Linked DNA regions of Homo sapiens: regions 2, 3, 4, 5, 6 and 7 are each linked to region 1. A link is a contact called in ENCODE Hi-C or POLR2A ChIA-PET data. All regions are on one chromosome and are shown on one strand. Each heading gives the region's core, a stretch centred on a gene start or an enhancer-like site at or near the end of the contact. The rest is flanking DNA. Distances are from core to core; before and after follow the strand shown.

Region 1 (2,775 bases), core at 93-2,592:
CTGAGGTGGGCAGATCACGAGGTCAATAGATCGAGACCATCCTGGCTAACATGGTGAAACCCCGTCTCTACTAAAAATACAAAACATTAGCTGGGCGTGGTGGTGCATGCCTGTAGTCTCAGCTACTCAGGAGGCTGAGGCAGGAGGATCACTTGGATCTGGGAGGCAGAGGTTGCAGTGAGCCAAGATTGCACCACTGCACTCCAGCCTGGAGACAGATTGAGACTCCGTTTCAAAAAACAAAAAACAAAAACAAAAGAATAAATGATTAAATTGATAAACTATACATTATTTCGTGTAATATTAGAAATACAATGAAGAACTGTGTTTCTCTGCATAAAACTTTTAGGTACGTGTTTTATACTCTGTTACAAAATAGTTGGGTGGAAAAACTCCCACCATATACAAAATGAAAAGGCAAATGACAACCTGGGAAAAATGTTTGCAAAACATATGCAAAGATTTCATATTCCCAATAGAGAAAAAAGTCTTATAGATCAACAGGAAGGATATAAATGCTGCAATAAAAGACATGAACATGCAATTAACAAAAGAAATTCAAATTGCCAGCAAATATTAAAAATCTTTAGAATTACTGTCAACCAAACAAATGCAAATTAAACAATACTTTTTTTTCCTTTTAAATTGGCAATGGTTAAAATGTTTCTATCTTCTAGATGTACTATTTTCTGAACACCAGAATTCAGCACAGCACCTGGCACCAAACAGGATCGACAATCATTTAATAAGTAAATGAATGAGTCATGTGCATGCAACCTAGACATGACTGACATTCACCCTTTTATTTCTTTCTCTCTTGAGAAGGGATCTCACTCTGTCACCCAGGCTGGAGTGCAGTGGCCTGTCATGGCTCACTGCAGTCTCAAATTTCTGGGTTCAAGTGATCCTCAGCTTCCTGAGTAGCTGGGACTACAGGAGTGCACCACCACACCTAGCTATATTAAAATTATTTTTGTAGAGAGGAGGGCTTGCTCTATTGACCAGTCTGGACTCAAACTCCTGAACTCAAGTGATCCTTCTGCCTTGGCCTCCCAAAGTGCTGGGATTACAGATGTGAGCCACTTCGCCCAGCCCACCGTTTTATTTTTGTGAGTATACTGTGGGTTTATATTTATAAATTGGGTGGGGAGAAGATCCCCTTGCTTCTTGAGATCATTTATTTACCTTTCTTGCTTAGAAAGACAAATAAATGGTCTGAAAGTGCTTATTTGGGGGGTAGTTTTTTTTTTTAATGGGAAGTGACTCAAAAGTGAAGTCTCAGTTCAAGACCTTTTTTTTTTTTTAAGTCTTACTCAAAAGGAAGTGAGTATGAGGTGAACTGCATTAACCTAAAGTGCTGCAGAGATAAACTTAAAGCAGGAAGCAACATACCATGAATGTACTGCAAGGGAACACATTTGTGTCATGTGAAGAGACATGACAAAAACAGCCCTCCTTAAATTATTTGTGGCAATAGTGATCACATTCATTTTAATTTTGCCGGAATATTTCAAGACACCGAAAGGTGAGTATATAATTGTAATCTAGCTTTCCTTTCTTAATTTAAAAAAATTAGTGTCAGCTAGTGGTTACAGAAAAGATCCTCTTTTTGGACACATGCTGCATAGGCTGAAGTTCTAGATCTGAAAAACTAATAAAACAAGATTGCAATTTTAGTTGACTGTTATATAGTACAGTAACCTAATTCATAGTACTTAATTATCATAGCATACCTAAAAATGAAAATATTTAAAATCTGTAGTCTAGATTTCAGACATTGAGATTACAATAATTGCATCATGATTTTGCTCTTTGAAACACTTTCTTCAAAGCAGTTTTTTTTTATTTTTTTATTTTTTATTTTTTTTTTTTGAGATGGAGTCTCTGTCGCTCAGGCTGGAGTGCAATGGCCTAATCTTGGCTCACTGCAACCTCTGCCTGCCGGATTCAAGCAATTCTCCTGCCTCAGCCTCCGAGTAGCTGGGATTACAGGCGCCCACCACCATGCCTGGCTAATTTTTGTATTTTTAGTAGAGACACGGTTTCACCATGTTGGCCAAACTGGTCTTGAACTCCTGACCTTGTGATCCACCCACCTCGGCCTCCCAAAATGCTGAGATTACAGGCTTGTGCCACTGTGCCTGGCCCAAAGCAGCTTTAAGTATGCTTTTTACATTTTGGAATTCTTTAATGAAGAAAGTGATATTTATTGTGTTAAAAATGCTAGAATTCCCTTTACTACAACTATTTCACACAGATAACTTACCGTCACCTTTTGACAAGAAAAAGCGTTTATATATTTTGAAAATACAATCAAAATAAGGTGAGTGGAAATTTAAACAGATGTATGTGTATGTATTTGTAACTGGAGAAAAATGGAACAAAATTAACTTTGTGAACGTTTCAGAAAATTGTGATATAATTGCTGAAACCTAGATTAGGAAAATAAATAGGTATAAATTTAAACTATTTTGATGTTAGCAAAGGACTTGAAAATTTATTAATGTGAGGTTCAAATGGTAATTGTGCTCCCTAGCATTTAATAAGAAGAAAAGGTGAAAAGAAAAGGCTGTATTCTATCATTAAATAGTCTTTATATGAATTTGATTAAAATCAGAGAAAAACTCATATTTGATTATTTGCTGCAATGAATATTTATTGTTGCATATATGTAATGCTAAATAGCCAGATAAAAATATTTTTGCTAATTATATTTGATGACATATTTCAGTGATTATTTGATGTTGCATTTACATGATGCTAAGTAGCGAGTTA
Region 2 (2,775 bases), core at 189-2,688, 950 kb after region 1:
GAGTTCTGACACACGACTGGGAAGGAGATGCGGGGCAGTCCCACCTTGGCAAGTGTGGGAATTAAAAGAAAGCAGCATGATGAATTTGATGACTGCAAGTAGTTCCCCACGGGGCCCAGCGAAGGGACAGGGAGTGCCTGCAGATGCTAAGAGGTGGGTCAGGTCAGGTGGTCAGAAGGAAAAGGGCCTCCTGTGCTGGGCAAGGCCACCATCCTGACCACACTCTGAAGAAGAGGTGAAAAACAGCAGAGAGTGCATGGGCAGTAACCACATGGAGTTACCCTGACTGCTGCCCACACTTAACCCTGTGATCTCATCCACGTGGATTTTTTTTAAAAGATGTCAGACCACCCAACATTGGTCGTTTACATTGTTCACTCTGTGATTACAGCTGCTGGTCAAACCTACTCAGCTTGGACCTCACTGTGGGCACAGAGGTCAGGACATCTGACCACTCCCTCCAGCAGCACAGGGGTCACAGCTGACAGAACCTAGACCATGAGTTCAGTCTACGGGAGAAGTTCTCAAAATGTGGTCCCCACACGAGCTTCAGCCTCAACACCACCTGGGAGCTTGTTAGAAATGCAAATTCTTGGTCCCACCCCAAACCTACTGGATCAAAAACTCTGGGGTAGATCCAGCAACCTGGATTTGAACAATTGGGAAATTCTAATGCACACAAAAGGTTGAATCTCTGGCCTTTGGCGTTCAGCACTTTTTTAGCCACTTACTTTACATTACAGTTACCTTAATTGGATATTTCACGTTATGTGACACTAGGGAACAAAGGTACCTTTTAAATACATTGTTTTAAATTAATTAAGCAATGACTCTACCCATTATGGATGGATGACCTGACCATTAAATAGAGTTTTAAAATGTAATATAACTTGCTTTTTTTTTTTGAGATGGAGTCTCGCTCTTGTTGCCCAGGCTGGACTGCAATGGCACAATCTTGGCTCATTGCAACCTCCGCCTTCCAGGGTTCAAGTGATTCCCTTGCCTCAGCCTCCCAAGTAGCTGCAATTATGGGTGCACACCACCACACCTGGCTAATTTTTTTGTATTTTAAGTAGAGATGAGGTTTCACCACGTTGACCAAGTCAGGTGTCGAACTCCTGATCTCAGGTGATCTGCCCGCCTCGGCCTCCCAACGTGCTGGGATACAGGCATGAGCCACCACACCTGGCCATATCACCATGTTTTTCAAACACCAGTCAAGTCGCACTTTCATCTTTGTCAAAGGCAAAGTTCAAAGCCAAAGACTGAACTAAATACCATTTTCTTAAGAATGTATTAAGGGGCCGCTCCCTGCTAATCCAGATCAACAACCTACACTATTACAGCAATAACAAATTTCCTTCCAGAAAACTTCCAGATCTGAACATAGTCAGAGACAGACTGATGACTCACCTAACATAAACAGAAAAATATACTACTAAAAGCTAAGATCACGATTTCTCAACCCACATCATTTAGGCATCTACAGAAAAGCAGCTCATTACAACCCAGCTTTCAACCCCTCCACCGTGGGAGCCTCCCCTCCAGCCCTGGCCTCCTCAGCCCAGGGTACTCCGGGCTGTCACACCCTGCTGAGAAAGGTGGGCTCAGTATCTCAGGGCCTTTCTGCTTCTGTTTCTACTGAGACATGGTGAAAAGAAAAGCAAGCCAACTTCCTCACCCTCAAATCTCCCCTAACAAAGTGTTATGAGGGTCAAAACTAGACCTGGAAAGAGAAAAGTGGCTATGTTACAGAGAAACAGCTATTAAACTATACCCCGTGAAGCTCTGGTTGCAAAGTCCATGCAGGAAGCCAGGGAGTGGAGAATGGAGCTCGGGCTGCTCTAATAAAATCATAGGGACTGGGTGGCTTAAACAACACACATTTGTTTCTCACAGTTCTGGAGGGGAAGTCCAAGATCAGGGTGGCAGTACAAGTGTATTCTAGTGAGAGCCCTCTCTCTTCCTGACTTGCAGAGAGCTTCCTTCTTGCTGTATCCTCACAGGGTGAAGAGAGAGGAAGCTCTGGGGTCTCTACCTCTTTTTGGGATGACAGTAATCCCATTCATGAGGGCTTCACTCACACAATCTCATCTAAACTTAATCACCTCCCAAGGGCCTCCCTTCAAACACCATAACACTGTGCATTAGGGCTTCAACATAGGAATTTTGGGGGGACACAAATGTTCAGTCCATAGCAGGAGCAAATCTGATTCCAAGCTACCCCATCCCTAAAACAAAGCAGGTTTGATTTAACGTTTTACAGAGCCTCTGACAACTTCCCTTTTAAAAAAGTTCAATCTGTACCTAAGAAAAAAGGAATATGTTTAAAGCCCAGGAAACAAGGCTTTATTACGATGGAAAGGCATGGGATGGCCTTGAGCTGAGCCTCAATGGATTGGCACAATTCAGAATTTTTTTGAAGCGGGAGGGAAGGCCTGGGGGTGCCAGAAAGGGATTTGTTTGAGCAAAGTCACCAAGTACTCTGGCTCAGAGCTGTCCTTTCTTTTGAATTCACAGCACTTGCTTTCTATGTCATTAACGTGGCCACCGACCTGTGCTGCTGTGCGGCACCTTTCATCTTTGCTGTTCTTTAACTTTAAGCCAGGTCCTGGGATCGGACTTGAAAGTGGACTCTAGCGTCTGGTCTGCTTTCATCCCGCTTCCTCACCCAGACTTCTTCCTTGTCAACACAGGACAACCTGACCTACCCCATCGCAGGAAGCAGATTTAGAATACTACTTCCAACCCACCCCAGTTCCACTGCACCAACCC
Region 3 (2,775 bases), core at 149-2,648, 950 kb before region 1:
GAAAAAAATAAATATCAAAAGTGACAGGGAGAGCCTAAAAAGAGAGCAGCTTTTGGTCCACTTAATAGTTTGGATGAGGACACTTTTAAATGGATTCTGCCTGGTACTGTAAATGCCCAAGAACAAAGCATTGACTTTTGGGCAGAGTTCTAGCAAATCAGCAACTGTGGAGTGTCAGATTCGCAATGACTGCTCTTGTGTAATACGTCAAAAACAAGTCAGTGAGCTGAAATGCAGTACCTTTACTATTTTTAAGTTGACGTTAAAGGATGTGGGAAAAAAATAGACCAATGGGTACCCATCAAGAATAATTTGAATAAACAATCGAATATCATTTTAAACTATGGTAGTGGTCAGTTTCAAGAGCTGAATGTGATTTCATATTATCGTATCCTTTTTTCAACTTTCTCTTCGGAAATTTTGTGTATGCTCTTGATTTTTTTTAAATAGGTAAGTGTATGTTCTTGCGTTAATTTGTTTCAATTACATACATTAAATTGCTCAAACACTGCTGCGTGCACTGTTTTTACCTGATAGTGGTTTTCCTTTGGATGACAGAAAACGTTAATGCTTGGTAGGTTTAAAACATTTTTAAAAAATGAGCTCTTCCTTATTTACAAGAATCACCCACCCAATTAATAAATGCTTATTTCTGGGTTCCACTCTCAGAGATTTTTATGTTTATGTATATTTTTATATTTTTTAGTGTTTTATTTTATATGTTATATTTTTATATGTTTTATGTTCATATATATTTTTACGTTAAAAAAACATATATTTTTATGTTTTTTAATCTTTGGAGTTGGAAACCTACGTTTTCAGCCAGTACCCAAAGTGATTGTGAGGCCTGGTGGCCCAAAGACCATACCTTGAGAACGACTCGACCCAATGCTATTTTCATGTTTTGCAGCTTTCAAAATATTAACTTCAGAAATCTAAGGAGGGTGGGCAACTCGGGTGGCTGTCAGAAGACCCGAGAGTGAGCCGCTCACGCTGCGCCCCATTGCACAACTTTCCTTGACTTTGCAGATCTCTCCCTGAGGAGGAAATCAGTTCATTTTCACCGAGCAATTAACTACCTCCCAACCAGTTTCGTCTATGTCCCTCAGGATGACCCCCAAAAGTCACCAGCTCATCGCCGCTGCGAAAGATAAAGCACTGTTTGCCCTGCGTGCCCTCGCAAGGCCGCGGGAACCTGGGCTCGCTTCCCGCCACCCGGGCTCCTCCTCCTCTCGCCCTCTCCGGTCGGGTCCTCCGGGAGGCGCCCCGCGCGGCAGGTATTGGCGCCAACCGGGTGGCGGCGCTGTCCGCCCTGCGCGCGGCCGCCTCGGGCCCGAGGGAGGCGGATGCACGGCCGGCGGAGGAAGGGGAGGGAGCGAGGAGCGCGCGCTGCTCTCGCGTGCTCTCGCGCCGCTCGCGTGACCGGCCGGTGTGTGCGCGAGGCCCCGGCTCCCGGGGCACGGACGGCCGGGCGCGCGCCTCTGCGAGGGGCGTCCGGGTCCGAGTCGGCGGTCCGGGCCGGCGCGAGGTGCGTGCGGGCGGGCCGCGGGGGTCCCGGACGGACACAAGCGCACACACTCCCGGAGGAGCCTTCGAGGCTGCTCTTCCTCGGCCAGACGGAGAGCGGCACTGTCTCCCCGCCCAGCGCTCACTCGCCCCGCGTCTCCCCCCGCGGCGGCTGCTCCTCCTCGGCACCGCCAGCCCCAGCGCCGCTCCCGGGCGGGCGGGCGGCGGCGGCGGCGGCGGCGGGACCCGCGGAGCCGCTTTGTGTGCAGCCCGACTAGGGGCGGCGGCGCAACCACCTGACAGAGGCCCGGGCGCTCGATGCACCTTCCGCCCGCATGAGGAGGAGGTAAAGGCGGCGGCGGCTCGGCTCCCGCCCTAGGCTGCTGGAGGGAGGGGACGGAAGGGGAGACTGGAGGGGGGGGCCGCGGGTCCGAGGCCCGGTGGGGCCGCCCGAGGGTGCCGGGAAGGCCTCGGCGGTGCCGGAGGCGCCAAGCGGCCGGGGGCCAGAGAAGCAGCTGGGGTCCCTCAGCCGAAGTTGAAGGAACAAAATGTGAAGTGCGGAGGCGCGTCAGCCGCTTCCTGGCGTGGGGCTGAGGGTGGAGGGCGGCTTGTTTTCCCCTCCCGCGGGGGTGAGGGAGCGGAACAGGGGAGGGGTGGCAGCGCGGCGGGGACTACCCCGGGTCCGAGGCTCGGCTGGGCAAGGGCGTTTTGTTCCCGGCAGCCGCCGCTGCGCGTGGGTCCGCTGGGTCCCTAGTTTTGCGGCCTAAGCCGAGCCCTATAGGCCTCGGGTCTGGTTTCCCGGAGGGGACTGGCCGGGCGGGACTGGGTGCTTCCCCACCGCCGAGCGGGGGCCTTGGGGTCCTTGCCGGCCTCCCGGGGCCGCCAAACTTCGGACCCTGGTGCTCGGGGGTGGATTTCATTGTGAAAGGCGGAATGGGAAACTCCTGGCGCTGTTCGGCGGCCACGGCGGCTGGTGCGGAGGAGCCCCGTGAGCCTGGGGCTGGCAGGGCCGGGTTGGCGGGGCCGGCGGGGTTCGATCCCTGGGAAAGAGCGGGTGGCGAGGCCGCTGCCGGGTCCCCGGCCTCTGGGGAGACAGGGCCTTTTCCAGATTAGAGAGATTTGAAATGAAAAAAGAGGTTACAAAGTCGCCCCTTTCCCGCTGAACTTTGGTTTTCTGACCGATAGAGGCCGGTAGAGGACTGTGAACCAAAAGTTGTCCCCCAGGATGGACTTCACCGCGCAGCCCAAGCCTGCCACTGCCCTCTGTGG
Region 4 (2,775 bases), core at 165-2,664, 900 kb after region 1:
GTGCAGTGCCCACCTCCCCCAGGGTCTTGCCTAAGCCGTTCCCTGAGCACTGGTCACTACACAAAGCTGCAAGGTACCTGGCCCCTCTGCAAGGGGGACTGGCTCTCATCTTCTTTCTTGCTGGCCCATCTCAGAGCAATTCCACTAGAGTTGTAATTACTGGGGATCTAGAGCCTTCCTGTCATCCTGGCTCTTAGGTTCTTCATAGTTTTCAGTCAAGTTCCAGAATTTTGGTACTGAAGAAAATTTCTCTTCTGTTTGCCAAAGTAGGAATGACTATTTCCATACTTTCGATGTTTTGCCGAAAAGATAAAACTATTTTAAGTTACTGAAGCAATAGAGCTACATTATTGGAAGCTTGAAAAATAAAAGAAAAATCACCAAATACAACTTTTATATCTAGCTATATTTCCTATTTCCTAAAAGCATGTTTTTCTAGTTCTAAACATAACCAACATAAAATTTCCTATCCCACTTTTCCTTTACTTAACATTGTATCAAATAAGAGCTTTTTCATGTCGCTATATATAACTGGCTTCATGATATTCTACCAGCTCAACCTACCATCATCATATTAATCCAGTCATCAAGTGTTAGACATCTAGTTCCAAGTTTCTGTTATTATAAGTGACAAGTCTAGGAGAATAACCTTATACATATGGCTTCCCTCATATTTTGGATTATTTCCTGAGGATACATTCCAAGAAACGGGATGACTGAGTCAAAGGGTATGAATATTTTACTGGCTTGGGATATGTTTCGCCAAATTGTCTCCCAACAGCCACTAATCAATGTGCACTGCCATCAGCAACATGCTAATGTTCTGCATACAGTATACCCTTGGTGCTGGGTACTGGCATCAAGAAATGTCTTTCTATTATCTAGTAGAGTAAAGCATTATATGTTACATAAGTTTAAATTACACATGAAGCCAAATACTTTCCCAGATATTTGTTTACTAGATATCTCCTCTTCGGTGAATTGTCTGTTTATGTTCTTGGCTCATTTGCTATTGTAGACTCAGCATTTCTCTTCACAGTCCATGGACACTGATTAATAAAGTCATGAACCCTGATGGTTTGCAGAACTCGCCACAGAGCTTCCGCCTTCCTAACCCCCTGCCCTCCAATCTGCTGGTCCCATTGTCATACCAAGGGCTGGAGAGTGGGAACAGTCGGCCTGGTATCAGCAACAAGGGGGCACACACTATCTGTAGTGAATTACAAAAAACATCAAACCCACTAAAAGTCCCTCTGCTTGTTATTACCACTGCATGTGAGCAATTTTCAACAACGCCAGTGGTAAACCACTTCTCCCCGCCACGCCCCACCCTCCTGGTATGGCACCAGTTGTCCTCGTACAAAACTACTCCTTTTCCACGGTGCAAACTGCCCAAGAAGTGACGGCTCCCCCACAGGCAGAAGAGGCACCTTTGCCCCTGATTTGAGGTGTGTCTTCTGAATACAGGAACCCTGGTTTCTAACCTACAAGCTCAACTGGAACAGGGGCTCCTTTGTTCATTGTGTTTCTAACAGAGTTGCCCACAGCAGGGTTTCTCAGCTGTTTGTGTGTATGTGAATCCCCTGGTGATCTCACTGAAATGCAGATTCTGATTCAGCAGGTCTCGGGTGTGGCCCCAGATGCTGAGTTTCTAACAAGCTCTGACATGATATGATGACAATGCTGGGCTGAGGCCATGCTCTGAGTGGAGCCTAAAGGATGCTGAAAATAGGCTATTTGCCCTGCCTCCCACAGCCACCCTTCCTCTTTTTCTTCCTTAAACTGAGCTGAGACTTCACAGCCACAGAGCACCCACTGTGACAAGAATACAACACTGACCTCCTTTCCTTTGTTACTAATTATTCCCAAAGTTTCCATTCTTCTTGGGTCAGAAGATGTAGATGGTTTATTCAATGGACAGGTCCTTTGGTAAGTACACTGCCACAAAGGCTTCAGACACCCTTGGTCTTCTGTCCTGGGCTCTGTCACCTTTGGAATTGCCCTCTCTGGCTGCTTTCAGCCTGTCCACATTGAGCCAGAGCTCCAGAGCCCTGTCCTTGGCCACCTCTTCCACCCAGGATCCAGCTGTGTCCCAGTTGCTCAGGCTGAGACTATCTATACAGGGAAGGCATTTAATGAAATGGAACCACAGCTATCACAGAGGACCACCCAGATGCCCTCACTTCCTGCCCCACCCCATCTGTACACAGGGCAGTATGCTCCACCATCTGCAATGGAAGCATCCATTACATCTACTCTGAAGACCCCCAAGATTTGGGCCTGGGGGATCTCTAAGGCTGCAGAGGAATCATGCTGGACCCCATGTCTGCTTTCTGTGTAGAACTTAAGACTACAGCACCCTCTGGATGGGAGGGGGCAGTAGGAAAGCAGAAAGCCTGACAGAGAACACTCAGATGTCAAGTTCAGATAGAAACACCAGAGGGAAAGAGGGGAGAGATGCGGGTAGATCTACTTTCTATAAGGACCACTGATAAAAACCCGGGCCCTAAATGCAAATTTTTGTGCTCCCGATACCCCCAAAATGTTGAACACCTCAGGTTCTGAGAATTGCTCTCTGCTCTCATTCCTGTACCTTCTCACATGCTGTGATCCTTTAGTTCAGGGATCAGCAAACCACCACCTGTGGACCAAGCCCATCACGCTGCACAGTTTTTAAAATAAAGATTTTTGCAACATGACCCATCATCCCCTTACATGCTGTCATGGATTGTTTGTGCTGCAAAGGCCGAGGTGAGTAGCTGTCGCAGAGGTGAG
Region 5 (2,775 bases), core at 108-2,607, 730 kb after region 1:
AACTTAAAGATACTCTTGAAGCAATCTGAGGACAAATCTTCTAGATTTTAATGATTTGTTCTCAATCTTTTATAGTTGCATGTCCATACCTAATCTGACAGCATTTGGTGATGGTGGGGAGAATGTTCTTTGCTATATTTTCATCCATTTACATAATTCCTAATTACATATTTTTTTCACTGCAAACTTTATAAACACATCTGGGAACAAACAAAACTGACTCCTGGTAAGTAGACCATGCAACTGGTGGGAGATGTGTTTAGATGCACTGTGAGAATGCCAGTGTCACATCTTGAGCCTACTGAGGACTTTGCAGATAGAATAGAGGTTGTATCCATTAATCTAGTGGTTTCCTTAAGTGGAGATGAGTTAAGGGACTCTATTGTATACAAGTCAACAATGATTGTGTTTGGGTTGCATAGTCTTCCTTCTCATCTTTTTTTTTTTTTTTTTTCTGGCAGGGTCTTTCTCTGTCACCGAGGCTGGAGTGCAGTGATGCAATCATGGCTCATTGCAACCTCAAACTCCTGGGCTCAAGAGATCCTCCTGCCTCAGCCTCCCAAGTAGCTGGGACTACAGGTGCCTGCCACAACACCCACTTGATTTCTAAATTTTTTGTAGAGACAGTCTCTCCATGTTGCCCAGGCCTCCCAGAGAGCTGAGATTACAGGCGCGAGCCACTGCACCCGGCCCTATTCCAATTTTTTAAAAATGATGAACATGTATTATGGCTCTTACCTGACAAAGAAAAAAAATCAACACTTCATTTTTTGGAAAGTATTTTTTTAGTAAATCCATTTCCAGAAGACTAGAATGCAAACACAAAGAAAATGAGCAGTGAATATTGTTAATTCATGCACCCTTGTATCCAAACAATGGGTTGCTAGATTCTACAGAACACTAGGATCTGAGCATCAGCAGTCATTGTTGTTACTTGATGAAAGGACAATGTATTATTGATTGCTGCTATTATAAGGCACAATTTCCTAAATGCTACAGAAGTCAGAGGGGAATCCAGCTTTATACTAAGAAGGTTCACATACTCTAATATTCACATTCTAGTTTCATTTTGACTCTAAAATTGCACAGAAACCAAATGAGCAAATCTGCATTTCCTCCTAAATCTATATGCAAACGGTGAGGCAGGGATTCCCCTTGTAGTTGGCATTCGTTAGCAGAAAGGATTCTGGACAACCTCAAGCTCAAACTGCCTTAGCACCAATCCAATCTAGCTGAATTGGACACTTCCTGTGCTTTGCCAAATTTCACAGATCTCATTGCAAGCTCACTCCTCTGTAACATATCATTGTTACTTTGCTTTCTGATCAACTCTTAATTCTCACAGTCTTCCTTGATCAAGAGAGAGGAAGTGAGAGAGGTGTGCAGTTATTGCTGCATTGATTGTCATCACTTGACAGATGGAGAAGCCAAGGTTACAAGCCACGTTTTTTTTAATCACAATGGAGCATGCCATATCTCTCCTCTGTCTCAGAAATTTGATCATAGGACACTTCATGGGGTGTTTTTTCTTTTCTTTTTAACATTTTTTGAGATGGAGTCTCACTCTGTCGCCCAGGCTGGAATGCAGTGGTGTGATCTCGGCTCGCTGCAACCTCCACCTCCTGGGTTCCAGCGATTCTCCTGCCTCAGACTCCCAAGTAGCTGGGATTATAGGAATGTGCCACCATGTCTGGCTAATTTTTGTGTTTTTAGTAGAGACAGGGTTTCACCATGTTGCCCAGGCTGGTCTCGAACTCCTGACCTCAAAGTGATCCACCTGCCTCAGCCTTCCAAAGGCTTGAGTGTTGGTATTACAGGCATGAGCCACTGCACCTGGCCCATGAGGTGTATTTTCAAGCAAACTATATGTATGAAGCTCATTTCATCACAGGGACAATGGCAGGAGAGTGTAAGAATGCGAGTACAAAGCCTTGGCTAGGCCCCACCTTCTGGTCTTGTCCCTCAGCCCTTCACTACATGCTTTCAGAAGTCTCAGCCTGAAGTCCTTTCAAAAGAGTCCCCCCACTTAAAAAATTGTGCAGAAGAGGCCAGGGGTGGTGGCTCACGCCTGTAATCCCAGCACTTTGGGAGGCCGAGGCGGGTGGATCATGAGGTCAGGAGATCAAGACCAACCTGGCTAACACGGTGAAACCCCATCTCTAATAAAAATACAAAAACCAGATTAGCTGAGTGCGGTGTCAGGTGCCTGTAGTCCCAGCTACTTGGGAGGCTGAGGCAGGAGAATGGTGTGAACCTGGGAGGCAGAGCTTGCAGTGAGCCAAGATCGTGCCACTGCACTCCAGCCTGGGTGACAGAGTGAGACTCTGTCTCAAAAAAAAAAAAAAAATTGTGCAGAACAACCAAACCGAAAGCCTGAGAACCGTGTTCCCAGGCTCCTTAAATGTAATGATGTCCCTCATACTAGTACATTTGCGTCCGGAATTGGTGGGTTCTTGGTCTCACTGACTTCAAGAATGAAGCCATGGACCCTCGCGGTGAGTGTTACAGTTCTTAAAGATGGTGTGTCCAGAGTTTGTTCATTCTGATGTTCGGACATGTTCGGAGTTTCTTCCTTCTGGTGGGTTTGTGGTCTTGCTGGCTTCAGGAGTGAAGCTGCAGACCTTCGCAGTGAGTGTTACAGCGCTTAAGGCAGCACCTCTGGAGTTGTTCATTCCTCCCGTCCAGAGTTGTTCATTCCTCCCGGTGGGTTCCTGGTCTCACTGGCCTCAGGAGTGAAGCTGCAGACCTTCGCAGTGAGTGTTACAGCTCATAAAG
Region 6 (2,775 bases), core at 144-2,643, 670 kb before region 1:
TACTTGCATAATTTTGAGTCAAATTACTAGAGCACTGTGAATATCTTACATAAATAAACGTAGTACAAATGTATCTAAATTCTGCAGGACTTAAGAGCAACGGGAGGCAACTTTTTTGAAAATCTGTTAAGTCGTGATAAATCTCAATAAGGAGATGAAACAATGTATTAATCTGGTGAAATTTCACATTTTTAATAGGTCTGCTTTTCAAAAGTAAGAATCAAGTTAACTATGAGGGACATCATAATGAAGTTTCGTGGCACAACACGAGTCACAGAGGCACTGTCTTAAGACAGTCTCTCTGATCTGTAACTTGTAAACAATATTTTGAAATAAGCTACTCATACATTCCATTATTTGTTTCCTAACTAAAAATATTTACATGTCTTTAATACACCAAACACCTTGCCTTTGCCCACTCAAAAGATTGAGATGTCAATAAAGATGAGGCCTAGGAATTTGGGGGTTAAGTGGAAAAGAGATAATTATCTTATTTGGAATTAACTTGCTAACTCAGGTGAAAATTCCCTTACCCCTGCCACCAAATAAGACAGTATTCTATTATGTCTCCCTTTGACTCCTAACACCCAACTAAGAAGGACTAACTCTGAATGTCCTTCCTTTTTAATCAATACCTAAGGACTCACTGCTCCTTCCCCAAGAAAAGAACAGTGAAGGCCTGACAGGCAATAACCCCGAATACCCTCAAAAGTGTGGGCCTTCGAGCAGCACTGCTCTTGGGATCCAGTTACCACCTTTCCCCTTCCCCCAACCCACTTCCCGGGTTTTCTCAGGCTCGGCCTGCTCCCTCCCCACCCCACAGCCACATTTCCAGCTGCGGCCACCGCCTCGGGTTCTCTTGTGAGCTTCCATCCCTCCGAGGAGTTGCCCCCTGTCCATCACCTCCCCAAACCATGTTCCACCCCAGACCACCCGCCCGCGAGACCGTCCATCCTAGCGCTCTGGGAGGGGAGGGGAAGGCGGCGGAAGGAGGAGGGGAACACTGCTGCTTCCTCACAGGCAGAAGGGCGGCCGCAAGGAGGACCACCCAGGGACTACCGGGGATATCGGGGTCGCAGCTGGGAGGACCCTCCCGCCCCAGGCAGAGGTGGGGGATATCCGGGAGTTCATTTCTGACCTCCTCGCTCTTCAGCACCTCCTTGAACTCCCGCTTGATTCGCTGCACCGCGATGTTGGCCATGTCTCCGCCCGCAGCTGATTCGTACCCGCCTCCTCCGCCACCGCTACGACCACCGCCACCGCCGCCACCTCTTCCTCCACCGCCTCCTCCCTCGGCGATTCAGACCTGAGCACACGAACACTGCCACTACCACCCCGGCCGCCGCGCTCGCCTCAGTGTGGAATCACCTCCGCGCCCGGCCACCAAAATGGCGCCGGGTCGGCGCATGCGCACGACGTTGACCCGGCCGGGCGGCGCAGCCGCTCCCGTTGGAGCCCCCATACGCCCGAGCCACGAGCTCGCGTCTCGGCTGGGGCTGCGGCCGCGTGGCTCCGCCCTGCCGGCGTCTGGGGCCGCGAGGGTGCGGCTTCCAAGCTGGCCGGCCCTAGCCGGCCCCCCCGGCCCTTCCCGGCGCCTCCGCTCCTGTTTAAACCCGGGTGCTGTGGTCTGGGCTTCCAGCGCTGGCCTCTGACCGAAGGTTCGGGCGCAACCGAACGGGTTTCCGACGCCGCACTCGGCTGGAACGCCGCCCTGACTCAGCTAGACCCGGAACCCGGAGGCTGAACGCCGTGTCTAGCGCAGGAAAACGCTCTCCCGGATCTCGGTCCGGCCCATTTTCAGTTGGTGTAGCCCCAGAAAATCTACTGCAGTCGTTTTTGTTCTGCAACATTTATAGTACCACGATTATTCCCATCATCTCAGGTAGCACAGATTATTGAATTAAGGCTGGTTATTGTTGGATCAGATTGGGTTTGAGACAGGTACTCGGTGGAGAGGCCTGAGGGTGGGTTTAGAAGCCAGATGTTGCTCTTTGACCTATTTAATACCGAGCTTGACACACACACACAATCTCTCTCTCTCTCTCTCTCTCTCTCTCACACACACACACACACACACACACACACACTCCTATGCCCATCCCTAGAGTGTAGGGTGGGCCTAAGACTGCGCTTCTAACAAGTCTCCCAGTTGCTGCTGCTGTTGGTGCTGGTTCCGGGACCACATTATGAGAACCACTGAACTGAATGAAGCATGTGAAAATTCACATATATTAAAGTGAAAATTGGAGAAATGGAAACAATTACAGTACCCTTCAGGGGACTCGGGGTGGGGGAGGGGGAGCCTTATTTCTGTAAACCTAGGCCTCAAAGGTGCCTGGTGATAGTAGGCACTCAATAAATATTGAATGAGTAAATGAGTACAGATAAGACTAAAACGTTTTTGCTGGCGCGGCGGATCGCTTGAGGTCAGGAGTCCGAGACCAGTCTGGCCAACATGGTGAAACCCCATCTCTACTAAAAATACAAAAATCAGCCAGGTGTGGTGGCAGGCACCTGTAATCCCAGCTATTCTGGAGGCTGAGGCAGGAACATCGCTTGAACCTGGGGGTCGGAGGTTGCAGTGAGCGAGATCGCGCCACTGCACTCCAGCCTGGGCCACAGTGCAAGATTCTGTCTCAAACAAAACAAAACAAAACAAAAAGTATAAAATATTTTAAGTGGAAAGTAAGTTTGAAAGTGGTTTCTGGGCCAGGTGCGGTGGCTCACGCCTGTAATCCCAGCACTTTGGGAGGCGGAGGCGGGCGGATCACGAGG
Region 7 (2,775 bases), core at 176-2,675, 610 kb before region 1:
TAAATGATACTTATTTGGGGAAGGTGATTCAGCTTGTCGAGGGGTAATTAACCAAATTGCTGAGGTGGAAGTCTGGGTAAGTGAAAAGGTCATCAAATCTGAGTAAGAAAGCTTGCAGCTTTCACCTCTCCGTCAAGACTGGCAGAGAGGCACTTTCGTAAAATCTTTGTTTGGGATTCACTTTTACTTCGCCACTTGTCCCATTTTAATTAAAGCTTGCCAACTGAAGGACCTAAGAAAACAATATAGTTCTGCATTTTGCCAAATTGGGAAATTTCCAGGGCCCCCAAAATTTAGCGGGGAGACTCAGAGACTAGAATGGGAGAATAGGAAGCACCAACTTGCTCTAAAAGGAAGATTGGGTAAAAGCAGCACTCTTATTCCAGCTCTACAACCAAAGCAACTAAGACTTGGGCTGGCTGGCTGCCTAGCCACAGCATTCCCTCCTACTTCCCCATTATCTCCTGACCAGCAAGTCATCTTTGGTCACATATCTTTAATTATTTAGTTTGAGACAAAGTCTCACTATCACCCAGGCTGGAGTGCAGTGGCGCGATCTCGGCTCACTGCAACCTCCGCCTCCCGGGTTCAAGCGATTCTTCCACCTCAGCCTCCCGAGTAGCTGGGACTACAAGCGGGCACCACCATGCCCGGCTAATTTTTGTGTTTTTAGTGGAGATGGGGTTTCACCATGTCGGCCAGGCTGGTCTCGGACTCCTGACCTCAAGTGATCCGCCCACCTCTGCCTCCTGAAGTGCTGGGATTACAGGCATGAGTCACCAAGCCCGACTACATATTCCTTTTATTAATATTCCTGTTGAACTTAATTTTGGTCGTTTCCGGTGCAAAAATGTTAAGGTAAAGGGAATCAATAACAGCCACATTTGATGTATTTTTGTAATCCCCATCTCCAATTTCCATCCGGGCCTGAGTAACCAAAAACACTTTACAGGGGTAGACTGTCTCAACAGACATCAATTTGTAACCGCGTCTACCTCTACCACGGTATTCTAAAGACTCCGTCGAGGAAAACCTTTAGCTCGGGCAACGGGAGACACATTACAGAACACTGTCCGCCGCCGAAGAAACAGACGATACGCGGGAGAGTTGAACAGACACCCGGCCTCGCCCCGATTGCTTCACAGTCCTCAGCCACGCCCCTCCCAACCGGAACTACATCCCCCGCACTCCGCGCCCCCACGCACAGCGTGTCGTAGGCGTCCGAAGCCGCAGGCTCCCGCCCGGCTTCCCGGGACGCACAGGGCAGGCGCTGGGCATGCGCATGCTCGGCAGGCGGGGCAGCTGGAGTCTCCAGGCGCTGCAATCTGTTGCGCCGCCGCCCGCGGGAGCCGGCAGATCCGGGTCTTGTGGCTAAGAGTGACGTGGTCACTCGAATCAAAACAGAGGAGGGGGAGGAAGCCGGCGGCCAGAAACGGCAGTGGCAGCAGCGTCCGGAGCAGCCGCAGCCTTCTGGAAGCTCCAGGCGGTCTTTCTGCCGAGCCTCGGTCCCGGCCCCCATCCTCCCCGCCCCATCGGTTGTTGTCTGGGCGGGTGAGTGTCTCCCCCTCTCCCACCAGCGTTTGCTGGCTCACCCTCCCCTCGCCCCAGTTTTTCCTGGGGGCTCCTCAGGCTCTCGGGGACTGCGGCGGCTGCGGCAGAACAGGGCTGTTTCTCGGGCTTGGCGTTTCCTCGGCCGGGCTGGCGATTCTGCACCGGGAGAAGCTCCGCTGCTGCCGAGCCCGCGTCCCCCGCGAAGAGCCTGCAATTGGGTATTCTCTGCAGGATGTCAGAGTCGGGGCTTTGCAGGCAAGGGCAAGGTAGCCACGGGTGGTTTTATTTTTAGGATCAGATTGTCGACGGGTGGAGGCGTATCATGGAGTAAAAAGAGAGTCGTAGCTGGAAGGAAAAACTCACAAATCCTGAAATCCACACTATCTTGTTTACCGTCTCCCTCAGCCCTTTCTGGGTACGGTGAAGTCACTAGGATGCGTCCTTTGTTGTGATAAGTGAGACGAGAAAGCTGACACCCTGAAAGCGAGAGCTTTTTAGCTCCTATTGTGTCGCGAATTTAAAGGATCCCCTTTTTCTGTTTGCTCAGTAAGTGGAACCAAGGCTGACAGTAAAGAGGTAGCAGCACCCTTTATTGGAACTAATAGTGTGTGATAAACTGGTTACCGGCTCTACCCGAAGTCCCGTGTTGCTGTTTAAAGGCAGACTTCACCAAAGTGGCTGTTTATATGTGCCAGGATTTTAGCCGAGATGGTTTGCTAGCTGTAGAGAGTCGGTAGGATGTTTTCAGTTGCCCCAGTTGGCAAAACCGAGGCTGTGGCCTTAATAGAATGTGTTACTTTTGCATCGAGAGAGTCGGATGAGCTTCACACACGTAATAGCTACATTTGCAGAAGAGACCTTCCAGTTTGTGTGTGTTATTGTCAGAAACAGCAGCTGTACATATTATAACTTGGAAAGCGTAAGACCTTCCAGGTGTTGGAGTGTTGGGACGCTTAGGAGGCATTCTTGCTGCCCAGCGCTGTGGAGGTTGCAGGAGGCTTTGCATTCCCTTCCACTTAGGGTGGCTGGCCGCGCAGATTCCTTTAGTGTAGCCTGCTCCGAACTTGCCGCTCTCCGCGGCCGTCGACAGCACTGCGACCAGAAAACCAAACCTTTTTGTCCTAACTTTTTTTTTTTTTCCAACGTGGTGTTTAAGAACACCGCTTCACCCCCGAGAACTCATTAATTGAGGTGTTTCAGTGGTTAACAGCAAGAAAGAACAAC

The links. Hi-C counts contacts between places; a loop is a spot of excess contacts on that map. ChIA-PET counts read pairs that join two places held with the same protein, here RNA polymerase II (POLR2A). Pooled maps may share reads with other maps.
Region 2: a loop to region 1 is called in a pooled map, with 4 times the contacts of the local background. The contact joins the enhancer-like site here to the promoter of TMEM156 in region 1. A Hi-C loop is called at or near these places in 5 of 50 pooled maps. POLR2A ChIA-PET finds 5 or more read pairs at or near these places in 2 of 52 experiments (GM12878 and activated T-cell).
Region 3: a loop to region 1 is called in a pooled map, with 5 times the contacts of the local background. The contact joins the promoter of PDS5A here to the promoter of TMEM156 in region 1. A Hi-C loop is called at or near these places in 3 of 168 maps with a recorded cell type or tissue (B cell, ascending aorta and sigmoid colon) and 14 of 50 pooled maps.
Region 4: a map with no recorded cell type shows a loop between it and region 1 (25-fold over the local background). The contact joins the enhancer-like site here to the promoter of TMEM156 in region 1. A Hi-C loop is called at or near these places in 1 of 168 maps with a recorded cell type or tissue (naive thymus-derived CD4-positive, alpha-beta T cell), 6 of 37 single-sample maps with no recorded cell type and 11 of 50 pooled maps. POLR2A ChIA-PET finds 5 or more read pairs at or near these places in 4 of 52 experiments (BJ, H1, activated CD4-positive, alpha-beta T cell and 1 more).
Region 5: a loop to region 1 is called in a map with no recorded cell type, with 23 times the contacts of the local background. The contact joins the enhancer-like site here to the promoter of TMEM156 in region 1. A Hi-C loop is called at or near these places in 2 of 168 maps with a recorded cell type or tissue (CD4-positive, alpha-beta memory T cell and gastrocnemius medialis), 15 of 37 single-sample maps with no recorded cell type and 14 of 50 pooled maps. POLR2A ChIA-PET finds 5 or more read pairs at or near these places in 4 of 52 experiments (GM12878, IMR-90, T-cell and 1 more).
Region 6: a loop to region 1 is called in a pooled map, with 6 times the contacts of the local background. The contact joins the promoter of UBE2K here to the promoter of TMEM156 in region 1. A Hi-C loop is called at or near these places in 11 of 50 pooled maps. POLR2A ChIA-PET finds 5 or more read pairs at or near these places in 2 of 52 experiments (OCI-LY7 and naive thymus-derived CD4-positive, alpha-beta T cell).
Region 7: a map of B cell shows a loop between it and region 1 (3-fold over the local background). The contact joins the promoter of SMIM14 here to the promoter of TMEM156 in region 1. A Hi-C loop is called at or near these places in 4 of 168 maps with a recorded cell type or tissue (B cell, GM12878, ascending aorta and 1 more), 4 of 37 single-sample maps with no recorded cell type and 16 of 50 pooled maps. POLR2A ChIA-PET finds 5 or more read pairs at or near these places in 2 of 52 experiments (T-cell and activated B cell).

The regions. Positions count from the first base shown.
Region 1 is chr4:39,030,976-39,033,750 of GRCh38, reverse strand. It overlaps TMEM156 (transmembrane protein 156), which reads left to right and starts at 1,342. Exons shown (of 7, transcript NM_024943.3): 1 at 1,342-1,525. The coding sequence starts at 1,438.
Region 2 is chr4:38,077,859-38,080,633 of GRCh38, reverse strand. All of the region lies in intron 14 of TBC1D1 (TBC1 domain family member 1), which reads right to left. Among named protein-coding and RNA genes, the nearest start is that of PTTG2, 120 kb to the right of the region's middle. RefSeq lists enhancers at 1,472-1,581, 1,682-1,851. Within about 2 kb of position 1,438, at least 3 of the 41 ENCODE cell types and tissues checked have a DNase peak (open chromatin) inside an H3K27ac peak, as active enhancers do.
Region 3 is chr4:39,976,534-39,979,308 of GRCh38, reverse strand. It overlaps PDS5A (PDS5 cohesin associated factor A), which reads left to right and starts at 1,398. Exons shown (of 33, transcript NM_001100399.2): 1 at 1,398-1,852; 2 at 2,692-2,775. The coding sequence starts at 2,732. RefSeq lists silencers at 1,174-1,813, 1,864-2,613 and an enhancer at 2,151-2,775.
Region 4 is chr4:38,127,935-38,130,709 of GRCh38, reverse strand. The region is part of intron 20 of TBC1D1 (TBC1 domain family member 1); the gene reads right to left. Among named protein-coding and RNA genes, the nearest start is that of PTTG2, 170 kb to the right of the region's middle. RefSeq lists enhancers at 851-1,703, 1,324-1,743, 1,824-1,983, 1,704-2,557. Within about 2 kb of position 1,414, at least 13 of the 41 ENCODE cell types and tissues checked have a DNase peak (open chromatin) inside an H3K27ac peak, as active enhancers do.
Region 5 is chr4:38,305,158-38,307,932 of GRCh38, reverse strand. No RefSeq gene overlaps it. Among named protein-coding and RNA genes, the nearest start is that of LINC02513, 60 kb to the left of the region's middle. Within about 2 kb of position 1,357, at least 3 of the 41 ENCODE cell types and tissues checked have a DNase peak (open chromatin) inside an H3K27ac peak, as active enhancers do; they include GM12878, where a contact is called at or near this core.
Region 6 is chr4:39,696,754-39,699,528 of GRCh38, reverse strand. UBE2K (ubiquitin conjugating enzyme E2 K) reads right to left here and starts at 1,393. Exons shown (of 7, transcript NM_005339.5): 1 at 1,139-1,393. The coding sequence starts at 1,201. RefSeq lists a silencer at 1,410-1,699 and an enhancer at 1,780-1,839.
Region 7 is chr4:39,637,515-39,640,289 of GRCh38, reverse strand. SMIM14 (small integral membrane protein 14) reads left to right here and starts at 1,425. Exons shown (of 5, transcript NM_174921.3): 1 at 1,425-1,551. It overlaps SMIM14-DT (SMIM14 divergent transcript), which reads right to left and starts at 1,150. Exons shown (of 6, transcript NR_183845.1): 1 at 996-1,150. RefSeq lists an enhancer at 766-1,483.